Regions from separate parts of the Mus musculus genome. Here region 2 is linked to region 1. The links are chromatin loops, found by intact Hi-C in ENCODE. Cell type or tissue: left cerebral cortex. All regions are shown on one strand.

Evidence for each region. Hi-C counts contacts between places; a loop is a spot of excess contacts. Peaks named below come from ENCODE experiments on the same cell type or tissue, not always from the same donor. Only the 100,000 strongest peaks of a DNase experiment are listed, where the experiment ranks them.
Region 2: it touches region 1 in a loop (4-fold over the local background); 4 of 42 quality-filtered maps call a loop at or near these places.

What each region holds. Positions count from the first base shown.
Region 1 is chr5:125,825,518-125,833,517 of GRCm38, reverse strand. Gm40327 (a long non-coding RNA gene) reads left to right here. Exons shown (of 3, transcript XR_868522.2): 2 at 349-440. Among named protein-coding and RNA genes, the nearest start is that of Gm40327, 8.4 kb to the left of the region's middle. In left cerebral cortex, a CTCF peak has its summit at 413; DNase peaks (open chromatin) are centred at 370, 1,210 and 3,980; H3K27ac peaks cover 3,615 bases.
Region 2 is chr5:125,886,193-125,894,192 of GRCm38, reverse strand. No RefSeq gene overlaps it. Among named protein-coding and RNA genes, the nearest start is that of Gm40328, 28 kb to the right of the region's middle. In left cerebral cortex, CTCF peaks have their summits at 4,817 (motif pointing left), 5,709 (motif pointing right) and 7,669 (motif pointing left); DNase peaks (open chromatin) are centred at 113, 5,119 and 6,762; H3K27ac peaks cover 862 bases.

The sequences.
Region 1 (8,000 bases):
GCTGCACCAGAAAAAAGTGTAAATCAGTGTTCAAAGCCATGAATCCACAAGAGTAAGAGGGCCGTCAGAAATCGAGGACATGCAGGATACGGTATGGAAGCTCAGTACACCAAAACAGGTGTACCATTAGCAAAGAGCCTGGAAAATTGGCCACTCATGCCTTCACAACCTTCACAGACTAGGGAAAACCCAGGGGTAGGTACTTCCAAAGTGGGAGTAAGAAAACTTTAATATATTACAGGACTCTTGACTACTAAATACAGTGTGGGCTGGAATCTACAGTGTGAAAGAGTTTAATAGTGACAGCATCCATTTTTCTCCTTGCTGTGACAAAATTGTTTCATTTAGGGGCTGGAGAGATGGCTCAGCTGTTCAGAACCCTTTGCACTCTCACAACTGACTCTGACTCTGGGAGATCTGACTTCTTCTGGCCTTTGCAGGTACTACAGCCATGTGGCAGACACAAAAAGACCCATAAGCAAAAATAAAAATTTTAAATGAGTCATTTAGTTGATAATAGTGCCCCAAGGTCTGTAGAGAGAATCTCTTATAAGCATCACCTGTCAATAAAATAAAGTCTATGACCAATGAGCTGAGGCAAAAAATAGGAGGTGAGACACTGGCAGTAAGAGAATAAAAGGAGATTCAGGGAAAGATGCTGGGGCAGATGCTAAGGGAGATGTTGAGGAAGATGCTAAGGAAGAGGATGAAAGAGAGGTATCTAACCATGTAGAAGACTTAGAATAGTTTGAATGGGTTAAATAAGTTAGTCCAGGAAGGAGCCAAAGCTTGTGGCCTAGGCATTTGTTAATAAATAGTCTCAGAGTCGTCATTCAGGGAGCAGGAACAGGGAAGGAAAAACGGATTTTTTTTTTACAAAGGTTAATTTCTCCTAATTATTTTCATACGATTATGTAAGATGCTAATATATGGAAATCATGTGTAGGGTATGCGGGAAATTGCAACTATCCTAGAGAATTCTAAAATAAATGTGTTTTTTAATTCAAAGTCGGTAGAGGTATTTTTTTCCATTTCCATTTTTCAAGTTTCTGTATATTCTAAAATATATGTGTTTATTATATCTACAGTAGAAAATGTCCTTGTGATGTAAGGAGATGTTAGTCAGCTCTACTGAACTGGTTTCTGGGAGTCAGTTAGCCTTAGGCACTGAGAGCTATGATGACTTAAGATGGGCCCCAGAGTGCTTTCGGAGGAATCACAAACTGATGAGCATGAGCTTGTGGTCACATTGACCCCAAAAAGTGACTACACACACACACACACACACACACACACACACACACACACAGAGCGACCATCAATTACCAACAGTACCTCGGCTACAGCTGTGGCTTCGAGATCCTGGAGCAGGTGGCATTGGTTTTATGTCTCTTCATGCTTTGGTATGAACAGACAAACACACTCCTAACTCTCCCTCTGGTCCCCCTCTTCCTCTATAGTGAGCTCCAACACAGTTTGTTATTTCTGATTTTAGCAGCCATCCTGTCTGGGCTTACCTCTTCCAGAACTTCCTTCTTTTCAGTGTGTGTGTGTGTGTGTTTTTCCTCTACATGTGCATGCACACACATGTGGAAGCCCAAAGTGGATTCAGGAAATGTCCCTAATGTCTTGTCTATCTTGTTCACTGAGGCAGGATGTCTCACAGGCAAAGCTCCTTGGTATGGGTCGTTTTTCTAGACATCTTGCTCTGGGCATCCTGCCTCTGCCTTCTGGGGTGGAATTACAGGATACTCTCCACATCCACGTGGCGTTTATGTAAGTTTTGGGGGGGGGTAGCAAGTGCTTACCTGCTAGGCTTTCTCTCTAGCCCCTTCCAGAACTTTCTGTCGCAACTCTCTGTCACCTTGTCTTTTGAGATGTATCAAGTGTGCTTGACAAATGGAAGCTGTATACATTTGAGGTATGAGGTGTAGTGTTCTGATCAAATTATACATTGGACAGACATTTCTAAGATCAAGCCCATCTATCACCTCATTCGGTCTCCCTGTGTCTCTGTTTCTCTGAGATCCACTCCCTTGACATATTCCACATACACAAAACCCCAGTGACAATCACTGTCAGCTCACTGTTCCCGGGCTCTGGTGTGTGTTCATTTTGTAACTGAACGATGTTGTACATTCTGGCCAGTCTATTTCTCAAATAGAAAACTAAGCATGCCAGTCACCCAGTTAAAACCCTCAAATGGATCCTTATCGTCCTGAGGGGTAAGTTGGAAAGTCCCTCTGCTGAGAGATGGATGCTATTCCAGAAAGACCAAAAGTCGTGACACCCCATCCTGAGTCTGGAAAATCATCGGTTTACCTTCTCCAGTTTGTAAACTGACAGAAAACAGGGTTTACGAGACAATGAGAATATAAACCTTCATGTTTCATACTTGGAGTCACATAGGTCATAGATCTGCTGAACTCAAGGTTTCACGGGGGTGTGGTTGGGGGATTCATGTGTGCGTGTGAGTGGAGTGTCTGTTCCCAAGTGTGAGGGCACACATGTATGCATATGTGCAGAGACGAGTAGAATGTCCAGTCTCTTCCTCATCACTGTCTCTCAGTGAACCACAACCCACCATTTTGACTAGTCTGACTGGCCAGTATGCTCTTGGCAATTTACCCGTCTCCACCCTACAATGTTGCAGACTTGAATAGCCATGCCTGGCTTTTTACAAAGGTACAGAGAGGATTTGAACACCATTGAGCCGTCTTCCCAGCCTCCGGCAGGATATGGTTTATTAAAACCTTCATGCCCCGTCTTCTGCTACTTGTGTCTCACTGTCGGATGGTATATCCTCTCACAGAAGCAGCTCCAGCCCCACCTGCCTCTGTGTTTACACCCAGAATAGAGTGGTTCTTTTATCAGGAGAACTTTTTCAGTGGTGGACATGTTCTGATTGCAGCCTCTGAGGTACAGAGGAGACTAGCTGCATCTTCAAGTCCTGGGCTTTTCCTACACTGTAAACTGAAAGCTGGTGTCCCTCCCTGGAGGGATGGAGAAAGGGTGAAAAGAGAGGGAGGCAAGGATGGGGGAAAGAGTGGGAAATCATATTAGAAGTTTTAAATTAGCAGCAAACCTAAACGGTAGATGGGGAGAAATTGATGGTGTTAATGCATGTGCGTGCGCACGCACACACACATACACACACATACACACACACGCACATACACACACATACACACACACACATACACACACACACACACACACACACACACACACAATTCCTGTGCTTCAGGTGTCATTCTCCACTAAATAAAATGGTCTATTAGGCTTATCTGTCCCTCTCACGAGTAGTCTATAATTAAATAACCACCTTTTAAAATCCTGCTAGTCTGAAAGAAAACCATTTGAGCATTTTCCTTAGCTGATGAATTACACGGACCAGTGGTCCTTGATAAACAGGCCTGTTCTAAAGCGATACATGAGAAAAACCACTTCTAAAACAATTGATGTGGGATTAGATTCTATGTGTCCAGACTCACTCAATAGACTCTGTTCCCCAAAAGGAAGCAAGAGTCCAACAACTAGGACCAGCCACAGCCTTAGCCGCAAGACTAATCTTCCAGAGGATGTAAGATCCAGTAGGGCCACTTCAGGGAATCTGTTAGACTTAGCTTTTCCCAGAACAAAATGCTGTTGCTGCCTGTGCTGAGACACTCTAGCCAAAGGAGTGAGGACTAAACAGCTCTCTTTGACAGCCATCTCTCCTAAGGATGTTCTTCACCAGGGCCAGAGGTTTTCTCTACTGCTTCAGGGCCTGATCATGGCTGTAACAGCTGTCTGTGGTGCTGACTTTCCTAATAAAGTTCTTTCTAAAGAGTAGTTTGCCTTCTCTTCCTTTCCATGGAACCCACCATGCCATTTATATAACAGATGTCAGTGTATCTTTTTTAAGAGAATACAACTCAATCCAATTCTACCCTCTGGCATCCAAAACGCTTGTCATTTCCATAGCCAAATACTTCAGAGTGCTGACTCACTCCTGCATCAAAAAATTTCATCTAAATCAGTTCCCGGTGAGACGTGGGTATGATTCACTGTGGGGCAAATCTCACTGTTTATGAGTCTACAGAATCAAAAAGGAAAGATGCATGCTGTGGTTGGCATTAACTATAACCTTTGATCAGCTTAGCATCACCTGAAGAGAGAGAAAAGACAGAAAAAGAGAGAGAGAAACTCAGCACGTGTCTTATTGCATTGGTCTGTAGACGTGCCTAGGAGGAATTGCTTCAGTTGTTCCCTGACTTAGGAGGGCCAAGCCCACTGTGGGCAGCACCATTCCCTGGGCAGGTGGTTCTGGGCTGTATAAGAAATCTAGGAGAGCTGGTTCAAGCCAACAAGCAGAGTCCCTCGATGGTGTCAGTTTCAAGACCTTGCTTGAGTTCCTGCTCTGGTTTCCCTCAGTGATCTGAAAGTTGAAATCAAACAAAACATTTTTTCTCCCATACACTACTTTCCATCTGAAAATTTTATCACAGCTACAGAAAGGAAACTAGAACAGACTCCATGAGGCAGCATGGAGGAACGATGTTCTCACAGATTCACAGGAGCCTGAGCTTGCAGCTTCTGGTTCATCCATCCTTGTAAGCCACAGTGACCTGGGCAGGCTCAAGAGAAGGAATCTGAACAGTCAGCATTACCTGGGAGATGACACAGTCACTTCTGTCCTTATTCCATGTACAAGAAATGTGCTAACGACCCAGGGGATTATAAAGTTTAGGAGTGGGAACAGAAAGAAAGGAGGAACTTAATACTTCCCATGGGGTCAACAAGAGGCCCAGAAGGCAGAGGAAAAGCTGGACTCTGTAGCACATTTCCTCGGTGCGCTCCCTTCCCCCACCTAGTAACCAAACAGAAGGTTCTAAGTCAAGAAGAAAGGACAGAACCATAAGATAAAAGGAACCCAAGTACCTTAGTAATGCCCCTGCCTCAGCTGCTCTGCACTGAGGTTAGTTGGTCTGTGGACATGTCTATGAGGAACTGCCTTGATTGTTAACTGACTTAGGAGGGCCAAGCCCACTGTGGGCAGTACCATTCCCTGGGCAGGTGGGTTCTGAGCTGTATAAGAAAGCTGTATAAGAAGAAAACCCCTGACGTGTACTGGCAATATCTGGTAGACTTTAAGATTGGGAGAGTGTCTGCTGCTCATGTGGTGGGGTTTTTTTTAACTGATAAAAAGGGGTACAATGATGCCCACAAAGGGGCATTGAGCCTTTTACACAAAACTCAGTATCTTACTGTAAAAGAACTCGAGGAAAATTCCAGACCTCATTAAAAGAATAATGGCTGCCTTCACCCTTCTCTGACTTCTAGTCATTAATGAATTTGAAAGTTCCTGTTATCCAATCTTAACCACTCTGATATCTATAAGACTGTTGGCACTCCAGCAGGGAGACCTACCAGACAAACCAAGGGAAGAGGTAACAGAACCAAATATCAACTGCAGGCACCAACCCAAATGCTTGCAAGAAGCCTTGTCAACCTTCAGTCAAAATAGGCATCAAGTTAGTTTCATTACCTACCTTTTAATTGTCAAAACATTTGCATATTTAAGTCCTTTCTTGTTAAAGGGGGGAGACATTTTTTTCTTCTTCATGAGCAATTTACTTTATTTAGTGTTGTTACATCGATAAGAGGACAATCCAGTCAACATTTATTCTAATAGGTGATTTATGTATGCATGAGGCCATCTCTATTTCTCCTGTAACTGTAAACCTAGGTGCCCTTTCCTTGTAGGATGTACGAAAAGTTAATGAGCTTTCTACTCTACCCTTCCTTTCTAATTCAGCTGTTCTCATGATCACCCTGGCATCTACCCCTTAGCAGATCAGAATTAGTCACAATCACTCTACCATTGAGAATCAGACCCTACTGGGGGCTGGAGAGATGGCTTGGCAGCTTAAAAAACTTGCTGCTCTTGCAGAGGACTCAGGTTCAATTCCCTGCTCCCACACAGTGGCTCACAAACATCTAACTCCAGTTCCAGGGGATTCAAGACCCTCGGGCTGGCTTCCCTGAGCTCCAGGCATACACATGGTACATATACATGCATGCAAGTAAAACACCCCGACACATAAAATAATATAAATAAATCTTAAATGACAAGGAGAAAAAGGGAAAGAAGGAGAAGAAAGAGAAGGAGAAGAAAGAGGAGGAGGCAACCCTATGGAAGCCACAAAAATACCACATTTGATTTAACTTTGTAGTCAGTGAGCATGACAGTGTTTGCTTTGAAGGAGATGGCAGGTTAGCGTGTGTGTGCGCTGTATATTATTAATCCAGTGCTGGTATGCCAAGACAGGTGGATCCTGGGGCTTGAGGGCCAGCCTATCCAGCCTAACTGGTGAGCCTCAAGCCAGTGGGAGACCTTGTTTCAAATTATGTGGATGGCATTCCTGAGAATGACACCAGTCCTTCAGCCTCCACAAACGTGTGCACAAGTGTGGGTACACACATGCGTACATTATCATCCTGAGTGAGGTGACCCAAATCACAAAAGAACTCACATGATAGTGGATATTAGCCCAGAAACTTAGAATACCCAAGATATAATTTGCAAAACAGATGACACTCAAGAAGAAGGAAGCCCAAAGTGTGGATACTTCGTTCCTCCTTAGAATGGGGAACAAAATACCCATGGAGGGAGTTACAGAGACAAAGTTTGGAGCTGAGATGGAAGAAAGGACCATCCAGAGACTGCCCCACCCAGGGATCCATCCCATAAACAACCACCAAACCCAGACACTATTGCATATGCCAGCAAGATTTTGCTGACAGGACCCTGATATAGCTGTCTCTTGTGATGTTGTGCCAGTGCCTGGCAAATACAGAAGTGGGTGCTCATAGTCATCTATTGGATGGAACACAGGGTCCCCAATAAAGGAGCTAGAGAAAGTACCCAAGGAGCTGAAGGGGTCGGCAACCCTGCAGGTGCAACAACATTATGAACTAACCAGTACCCCCAGAGCTTGTGTCTCTAGCTGCATATGTAGCAGAAGATTGCCTAGTCAGCCATCATTGGGAGGAGAGGCCCTTGCAAAGATCATATGCCCCTGTACAGGGGAATGCCAGGGCCAGGAAGTGGGAATGGGTGGGTTGGGGAGCAGGGCAGGGGGAGGGTATAGGGGATTTTCAGGATAGCATTTGAAATGTAAATGAAGAAAATATCTAATTAAAAATGAAAAAAAATGAAATGTAGAAATTCAATAAAGAAACCTCCTTCCCAGCAGGTGGGGTGGAGAGAGGATTGCTTCTCCAAGAAGAGCTGTCTCTGAAGAGAAAGTAAAGAAATGGCTAAGCCAAGAGCTTTTGAAATCTATAAACTGCCAACCCAGGGCCAGATCTCCTCTCCAGCTGCAATTACCTTCTTAGCCTGGCTCCACATTGTCTGCTGGGCCCAGGTTTCCCCTTCCTCATAGCTCTACCCGACTTTGATCCTAAGAACCCAAAGAGCTAGCCAAGAGATGGGGGGGGGGGGGGGGCGGGGGGGCGGGGGAAGGACATGAGGGCTGGAGAGGAAGCTGCCAGTAACCTAGCCACATACACAGACCATCCCATCGGTTGCTCGGTCCACGGATGCCAGCCGGTATCACTGAGCTGGATGTCCAAGAGGCAAGGGCAGTGTTTAATAATCAAATAGGTGGCAGTCTGTACCACAGTAAGTTCAGCCAGCCGTGAGCACTGTCAGAAAGTGGAAGAAGATGGCACCTGTATGCAAAGTGTGAACTCCTGAGAGTGTGCGCGAGCGCATGCGCACATGCTATTATTTAAGCTGGGTTTCTTTCTCTTATTTTCATATACTATTAGTCCCGAGACTGCTTTATGAATTAATGAATCTCACCAATATCTCCTCTATGGTGCCAGTTAGCTCTGAAGACCCCTGGTCACGGAACGATGTGCTCACTCTGTCAATTATTTCAGAGAACTGTTGGGCGAGACCCTTTCTGTGAAGCCCGAGAAAGACGGCCCTTCCCACACAAAAGAAACCA
Region 2 (8,000 bases), 61 kb before region 1:
CTGCCATGTAATATTTTGGGGGGCTTTGCTTCCTTCCAGGTTTGGCATCTCACCCCACCTCTGCTCCTTGCTTTTTCCTTTTTGACTCTGAGCTATGAATTTATCAAGGGGTGGGCAGAGTTCCCCTCTCTGTTGCCAGACCTGTGGGAAGATAAGCAGCAGAATGCTCAGTGTCTTGGCAATAGGCGCAAGAGAGAAAGCTCTGCCAAGGCTCTGTCTGCTATGACTTCACCACACTGTAATTCTAAGACCTTGACATGACCTTCCAGGATCTCTGAGTGCGGCCATAGCTAAGGGGAAACTGAGGGGCGCTCGTGCGCTTGAAAACACGTCCCATCTCTGCTACCCTGGAAGTACAGCATCTTTGCATGATCACCCATATCCACGCAAGCCACTAGACAGAGGAAGAAAAGGAGGTCTGCCTTTCTTGTCACTCACAGAAAACAGCTGACATGATCCCCAGTAAAGTCACTCCGGTCTGACTCCCAGGAAGAAAGGATCTAAATGTTTCTGTCAGAGGACCATTTTATGCTGGTGCTAAATTGTCTCTTGTGTGGGGGAAATAAAGAAGCCTATTAGATGTCCTAAGAAAGAGCCTGGAACAGAAAGAGGAAATTAGACAAAAACTAAAAGCAACAGGGACTGGAGAGATGGTTCAAAGGTTAAGAACACTGGCTTCTCTTGCAAAAAACCTGGGTTCAATTCCCAGGACCCATATGACACCTCACAACCATTTATAATTCCAATTCCAGGGGATCCAATGTCCTCCATGGGCACCAAGCATGCTCATGGTACATATACTTGCAGGTAGGCAAAGAACTAACATTAAATTCTCTCTCTCTCTCTCTCTCTCTCTCTCTCTCTCTCTCTCTCTCTCTCTCTCTCTCTCTCTCTCTTCCATTTGTGTGTGTAACACAAAAAGTTAATAAAAACACCAGAGTGTGACCATAGCACTGCATTGATACTAGTTTATACTAGACATACAATGGCAATCTAGTTGTCCCCTGTCTCAGTGAAGGATATTCTCCAACGCAGTGTGTACCTAGAACCAGAGTGTGTTGTGCACACATACACTGTGTCTTTTCCTGGGAACATGCACCTCGAATCTAGTTTATCTCATAAATCCTCACATCATATCATTAAAAATAGTAAGCAGCGGTTGCAATACTAAACTCATTTGTCTCTTTACTGAGTTGGTACATATTTTAGTTTTATATATTCACTTAAAGGAAGCACCATACAGGTGGTATTAGGAGTCACTTTTGGACTTTTGGGATTCCTATTAAGTAAAATGAGATACTTTAGCCCAGCAATATGATAAAAGCCACATTAATCCAATCCCTAAGAAGGCTTCTAGCTGATAATGGGAGGGTAATATATACAGGGTGCTCATACTGAACCCAGGCTATGATTGTGTCATAGTTAGGGTTTTACTGCTGTGAACAGACACCATTCCCAAGGCAACTCTCATAAAGGACAACATTTAATTGGGACTGGCTTACAAGTTCAGAGGTTCAGTCCGTTATCATCAAGTTAGAAACATGACAGTGTCCAGGCAGGCATGGTGCTGGAGGATCTGAGAATTCCATCTCTTGTTCTAAAGGCAGCTTGAAGAAGACTAACTTCCCAGGCATTAAAGTCCAGACCCACAGTGACACACCTACTCCAACAAGGTCATACCTCCTAATAGTGCCATTCCCTGGGCCAAGCATATTTAAACCATCACAGATTGAGATGAAGAAAGACAGGGTGGAATTCCATCATATAACCAAGAATGGAGCTCTGTTAAAACTTATGAAGCGTGGGAGATTTTTTTCCATCTTCTGAGATCTTCAATTTCTTTCTTCAGAGACTTGAAATTCTTGTCATACAGATCTTTCACTTGCTTGGTTAGAGTCACACCGAGGTATTTTATGTTATTTGTGACTATTGTGAAGGGTGTTGTTTCCCCAATTTCTTTCTCGGTCTGTTTATCCTTTGAGTAGAGGAAGGCTACAGATTTGTTTGAGTTAATTTTATATTCAGTCACTTTGCTGAAGTTGTTTATCAGGTTTAGGAGTTCTCTGGTGGAAGTTTTGGGGCCACTTAAGTATACTATCATATCATCTGCAAATAATGATATTTTGACATCTTCCTTTCCAATTTGTAACCCTTTGACTTCCTTTTGTTGTCTAATTACTCTGGCTAGGACTTTGATTACTATATTGAATAGATAGGGAGAGAGTGGGCAGCTTTTCTAGTCCCTGATTTTAGTAGGATTACTTCAAGTTTCTCGCCATTTAGTTTGGTGTTGGCTACTGGTCTGCTGTATATTGCTTTTACTATGTTTAGGTATGGGCCTTAAATTTCTGATTGTTCCAAGACTTTTACCATGAAAGGGAGTTGAATTCTGTCAAATGCTTTCTCAGCACCTAATCAGATGATCTTGTGGGTTTTTCTTTGAGTTTGTTTATATAGTGGATTATGTTGATGGATTTCCACATATTGAACCATCACTACATGCTCCATTATGTTCATAACAGCCTTATTTATAATAGCCAGAAGCTGGAAAGAACCCAGATGTCCTTCAACAGACGAATGGATACAGAAAATGGAGTACTACTCAGCTATTAAAAAGAATGATTTTATGAAATTCTTAGGCAAATGGATGGAACTAGAAAATATAACACTGAGTGGGGTAACCAGGTCACAAAAGAACACACATGGTACACACTTATTGATAAGTGGATATTAGCCCAAAAGCTCAGAATACCCAAGATACAATTCACAGACCACATGAAGCTCAAGAAAAAGGAAGACCAAAGTGTGAATGCTTCAGTCCTTCTTAGAAGGAGGAACAAAATACTCACAGGAGGAAATATGGAGACAAAGTGTGGAGCAGAGACTGAAGAAAAGGCCATCTGGAGACTGCCCCACCTGGGGATCCATTCCATATACAGACACCAAACCCAGACACTATTTCAGATGCCAAGAAGTGCTTGCTGACAGGAGCCTGATACAGCTGTCTCCTGAGATACTATGCCAGAGCCTGACAAATACAGAGGCAGATGCTCACAGCCAACCATTGGACTGAGCACAGTGACCCCAATGGAGGAATTAGGGGAAGGCCTGAAGGAGCTGAAGGGGTTTGCAATCCCATGGGAAGGACAACAATATCAACCAACTAAATCCTCCAGAGCTCCCAGGGACTAAACCACCAACCAAAGAGTACATATGGAGTGACCCATGACTCCAGCCACATATGTAACAAAGGATGGCCTTGTCGAGCATCAGTGGGAGGAGAGGCCCTTGGTCCTGTGAGGGTTCGATGCCCCAGTGTAGGGGAACGCCAGGGCAGTGAGGCAGGAGTGGATGGATGAGTGGAGGAGCACCCTCATAGAAGCAGGGAGAGGGGGATAGGATGGAGGGTTTTTAGGGGGAAACATGGAAAGGGGATAACATTTGAAATGTGAATAAATAAAATATCCAATAAAAAATTATGAAGCAATTTTTCTGGAATTCTCTATTTAATAATTTTGGACTCTGGATAAGTATAAGCAAAACTAAACAGAAAGGCTAACTGATATAAGACAGAAAAATCAATGGATTGTATTATACATGACCTTGCTGTAGAGTTAGAAGATACCTATCCCAGGTATTAAGTTTCCCAAGCAATCTTGGGTAAGTTCAAACTTCTCTCCATCTCTGAATCTGAGTGGATCATCTTTGATCACTTTAGGGCAGTGATTCTCAACTTCCTAATACTATGACCCTTTAGTACAGTTCCTCATGTTGTAGGGACCCCCAACCACAGAATCATTTTCATTGCTACTTCATAACTGTAATTTTGCTATGGCTATAAATGGTAATATAAATATCTGTGTTTTCTGATGGTCTTAGGTGACCGCCTTGAAAGGGTCATTTGATCCCAAAAAGGGTCACAACTGATAGCTTGAGGAACACAACTTTAGGATAATAATGACATATATCAAGGTGTTCCTGCATGATTTCTGCTGAACTATTTTTCCCCAAGCCCAGAGAAAGCTTGCAAACTTTTCTTTCTGAAATTACTATTATATTAGGGTTTTTTCCCTTGGTGCCTGTGACAAAATATCTGACAAGAATCAAATAAAAGAAGGAGGGGTCTGTGTTGTCTTATCATCTAAGGGCACAGTCCATCATGGAGGGAAGGCATGGCCATGGTGGCGGCAGGAGCTTAATGGGGCTGGTCACATTGTATCCACAGTCAGGAAGCAGTGTGAGGCAGCTGGTTATATTGTATCCACAATCATGAAGCTGAGAGAGAGGGATGCTGGTACTCAGCTCATTGTCTCCATTTCTTTCAGTCTAGCACCCCAGTCCATGGGATGGTACTGCTCTTGTGTAGGACCTCCCTTCTCAATTAACCTAATCTAGAAAACCCCCTCTCAGACACACCTAGAGATGTGAATCCTGGATGATTCATTCTTCCTATGAAATTGACAATGGAGATTAACCATCACAACTATATAGCAAACATTCCCATTTTTAAGAGCAATTTGTCAGTCATCAGTGCCCAACTCTCTGCCCTTGTACTGTGGAAGCAACCATTAAGGATGTGTGGCTGTACCCAACTTGGATTTTATTTACAAAAGTAACAGGTGATCCATATTTGGTCTGCAGATCATAATTTTCTGATTCTCTACCACAGACTACTTGGATGTCAGTACCAGCTTTTAAAAACGTGTGGTTTAGGAGCTGGAGAGAAAGCTTAGTGGTTAAGAGCACTGGCAGCTCTTGCAGAGAGAACCTAAGTTCAGTTCCCTGCATCCACATTGCACGCCCTCTTCTGGCCTACTTATGGGCACTGCACACATATAGTGCATAGACATAAATGCAGGCAAAACACCCATACACATAAAATCAAAACAAACATATCTCTTAATGCTGGCCATAGTATCTCTAAACATGATGTAATCTCTCAGGAGAGTATCCTGAGCATACACTTTCTAAAATTCTCCAACAGAAATCTAATGTATGTGCATTCATAGCTGGGAATCACATGCTCATTAGAGAGGGCTCAAGAGGACTTTTTTTTTTTTTAGGTGTAGTATAAGAAAAGTAGCTGAAGGTTAGCTGAGGAGATTTTTCTTGTGGGTGAAATGAAAATAGAGTCGGGATGCTGAGCACCCTAAAATTAGAATTCTGTCTTTTCACATGTCCTCCCTCCGTTACTCAAGGCAAAAAGCAGCAAGTTCTAAAAACTTAAAAGGGACTTTATTCTAGAATCTGTTGCACAAGTCCCCCAAGGGGGACCAAAACCTGTAGTATGTGTCACTGGCTTTGAATGCAAGTTGGAATTTTCACTGGCATTATGCTCTGAACATCTGCAGGCAACTGTACCCACTGTACTTCCTAACCTATTCCTTTTTATTTCTACAATGTTTCTGTCGGCACTTTTAGTTCCCTTTCCATGTTTAGCCCCTTTTTTTCTTAATAATTTTGTGTTTAATTTAGGTTTTGAAAATCCAATATCTTAGCCTTTATTGAAGCTAAAAATCTCTACAGCTTAGATCTCTTTTTAAAACAGGTTTTTAAAATCTGCAGTGTGTGTGTGTGTGTGTGTGTGTGTGTGTGTGTGTGTCGCGCGCGCATTTCTCTGTGTGTATGTATGTGCACCATATGCCTACAGTGCCCATGGAGGCCAGAAGAGGGCATCAGATCCTCCTGCAACTGGAGTTACAATGGCTGTGAACTACCATGTGTGCTAAGAATAAAACTGGGATCCTTGAGAAAAGTAGCCAGTCCTTTTAACTGCTGGAGACTCTATTGCATGGGCTGAGGTCTTGTGTTTTGTGTAAGGGGGAAATTGAGCTGAGCACTTGCTGTCTGAAGCCCCTGCTGCCAGAGTCTCCACACCATTATGGGCTGTACACTCTAACTGGGAGCCAAAACTAACAATCTCTCTATTAAATTGCTTTTGCCATGGTGTTTTATCACAACAGGAGAGTAAGACAAGATGCCCCTCTAAGCCCTACTGTTTCTGTTCATTAAGTGGGGCATGGTAAGGTCTGGGTGCCAAAAGTATCTGACAGCCTTTATCATGAACAAACGAAAGTCATTTCTGGAAAGTTCTGGGGAAAAATTATTACACTGAAATAGATCATCATAGTAGCTGTTATGGCTTGCCATGATGCAGTAGAAATCTATGGTGATGCAGTTATCATTTAATGTGGTGAAATCAAAATATATTATGATGTAATGTGATTCAACATGACACAAGAGAAATTTATTCTGTCTCAATTATGGCTTGTTCTAGAAACATTGTCATGCACAATAGATAATAGGGGACAATTCTATAACACAACAGAAAAATTCCCATAATGTAGTAGGTCATAACAGATCTGATGGTTTTGCGTGACGAAATAGAAATGTATGACAGGTAATACAGCAGGTTACCACAGGTGCTCTGATTTACTGTGATCACATAGCTGTTTCCATATCAAATAAAGGGGAGGCAACTTCATCCTTACACAGCTCCTTTCTCCTGGTTCCAGACAGATAACATGGTGAAGCATCCTTAAGCTGCCGAGCTCAGGCTGCCTATCGTCCTCAGCTGGCTGTGGGGTAGCGGCACACTCCCAGACTGCTGGCTTCCCTCAGTCCAGACACGGAACAGACAGGACATCTCAACCCTGTCAGCATTCTGGAAAATGTCAGGCAGGAGAATACTTTGTGGAATTTTTGCAACAGGAAGTGCCACCTGAGAGTCAGTTGTGAAGTGACGTCACCAAAGTCCTCAAGTTCCTCGTGACAGAAGTGGAAAGGATGTGTGCCTCGTGAGAAATGTGTGTCTCGTCAGAAACATTTAGCATCCTGTTTCCTTTCCATCCTGAACACAGAAGGCTGTGTTGGATTTTACTGAGGTGTGCAGCAGGTGCAGGAGATGTCTGTCTTCCTTCTGGCCCAGCTTCCTACTGCGCTCACAGATAGGCAATCCTTTCGAGACCATTCTGTAGAATTACCTCCACTTTCAGAGAGCATTTAATCCAGCCCAAAGCCTTAATGATTTTAACACTACCCCCAGCACTAACCAAAACCCCCAGATCCTGAAAATTGCCTTTGCTAACACTTTCATGTTGAGGAAAAACTCACAGAACCCTGTGGCCTGTGTTCTCTCCAGTTGCTACAGGTCGGTAAATACCAATCTGTTCAATAACAAAGATCAAAGACTGACTGTGCTCTCCTGATCTTCGGGCTTTGTTCCTGGTGTTTAAATAAGTCAGAAGCTCATTTATTTCGTTGGCCATGGTGCACGTATTAAGTTGTGCTCCTGTTTTCACTATTTAACTGGACTCCAAGGACTTCTGGAGAACCCTAGAGTGGCCCATGGTTCCTCCTCCTCCTCCTCCTCCTCCTCCTCCTCCTCCTCCCAACCATTCACAGAGCAAAAACAGTAAGTACTCAGCATACCCAAGGACTCACCTACATCCCACCACAGAATAAATACAGAGAGGAGTCCAGGTCTCTGGGGCTTTTCAATACCAAGAAATCCAGGATGTGTGAAGGGTTAGTGATGAGGGCTGAAAAGATATCTCAGTGATAAAGAGTGTTTGCTGCTCTTGTGGAGCACAAGAGTTCCCAGCACCCACATCAGGTGGGATCAGCCACCTGGAACTCAAGCTCCAGTGAATCTGGCACCCTCTTCTGGTTGCTGCAGGAACCCATACTCTCATGCACTTACACACATACATAAAAATGAAACACAAACAAACAAAAAATAAGTTAGTGGAGGAGGGAGGAGTGAATAAACAGCCAAGAAGCTAGGATAGGAACCAAAAGCAACTGATGTCACAGAGTAAAGACTTTAAGACTAAGGAGTGGGGACTTGCCCCAATTTCTTGTCAGTGATCAAATAGTAGGAATCATTGAGCCACAGCCACACTGTTCGATAGTCACCCACAAAGGACCACCATGCCCAGGCTGGTTAAGTAAATAGGATCCTCTGAAAATAAATATCAGAACAAGGAAAAGCCCCCCCC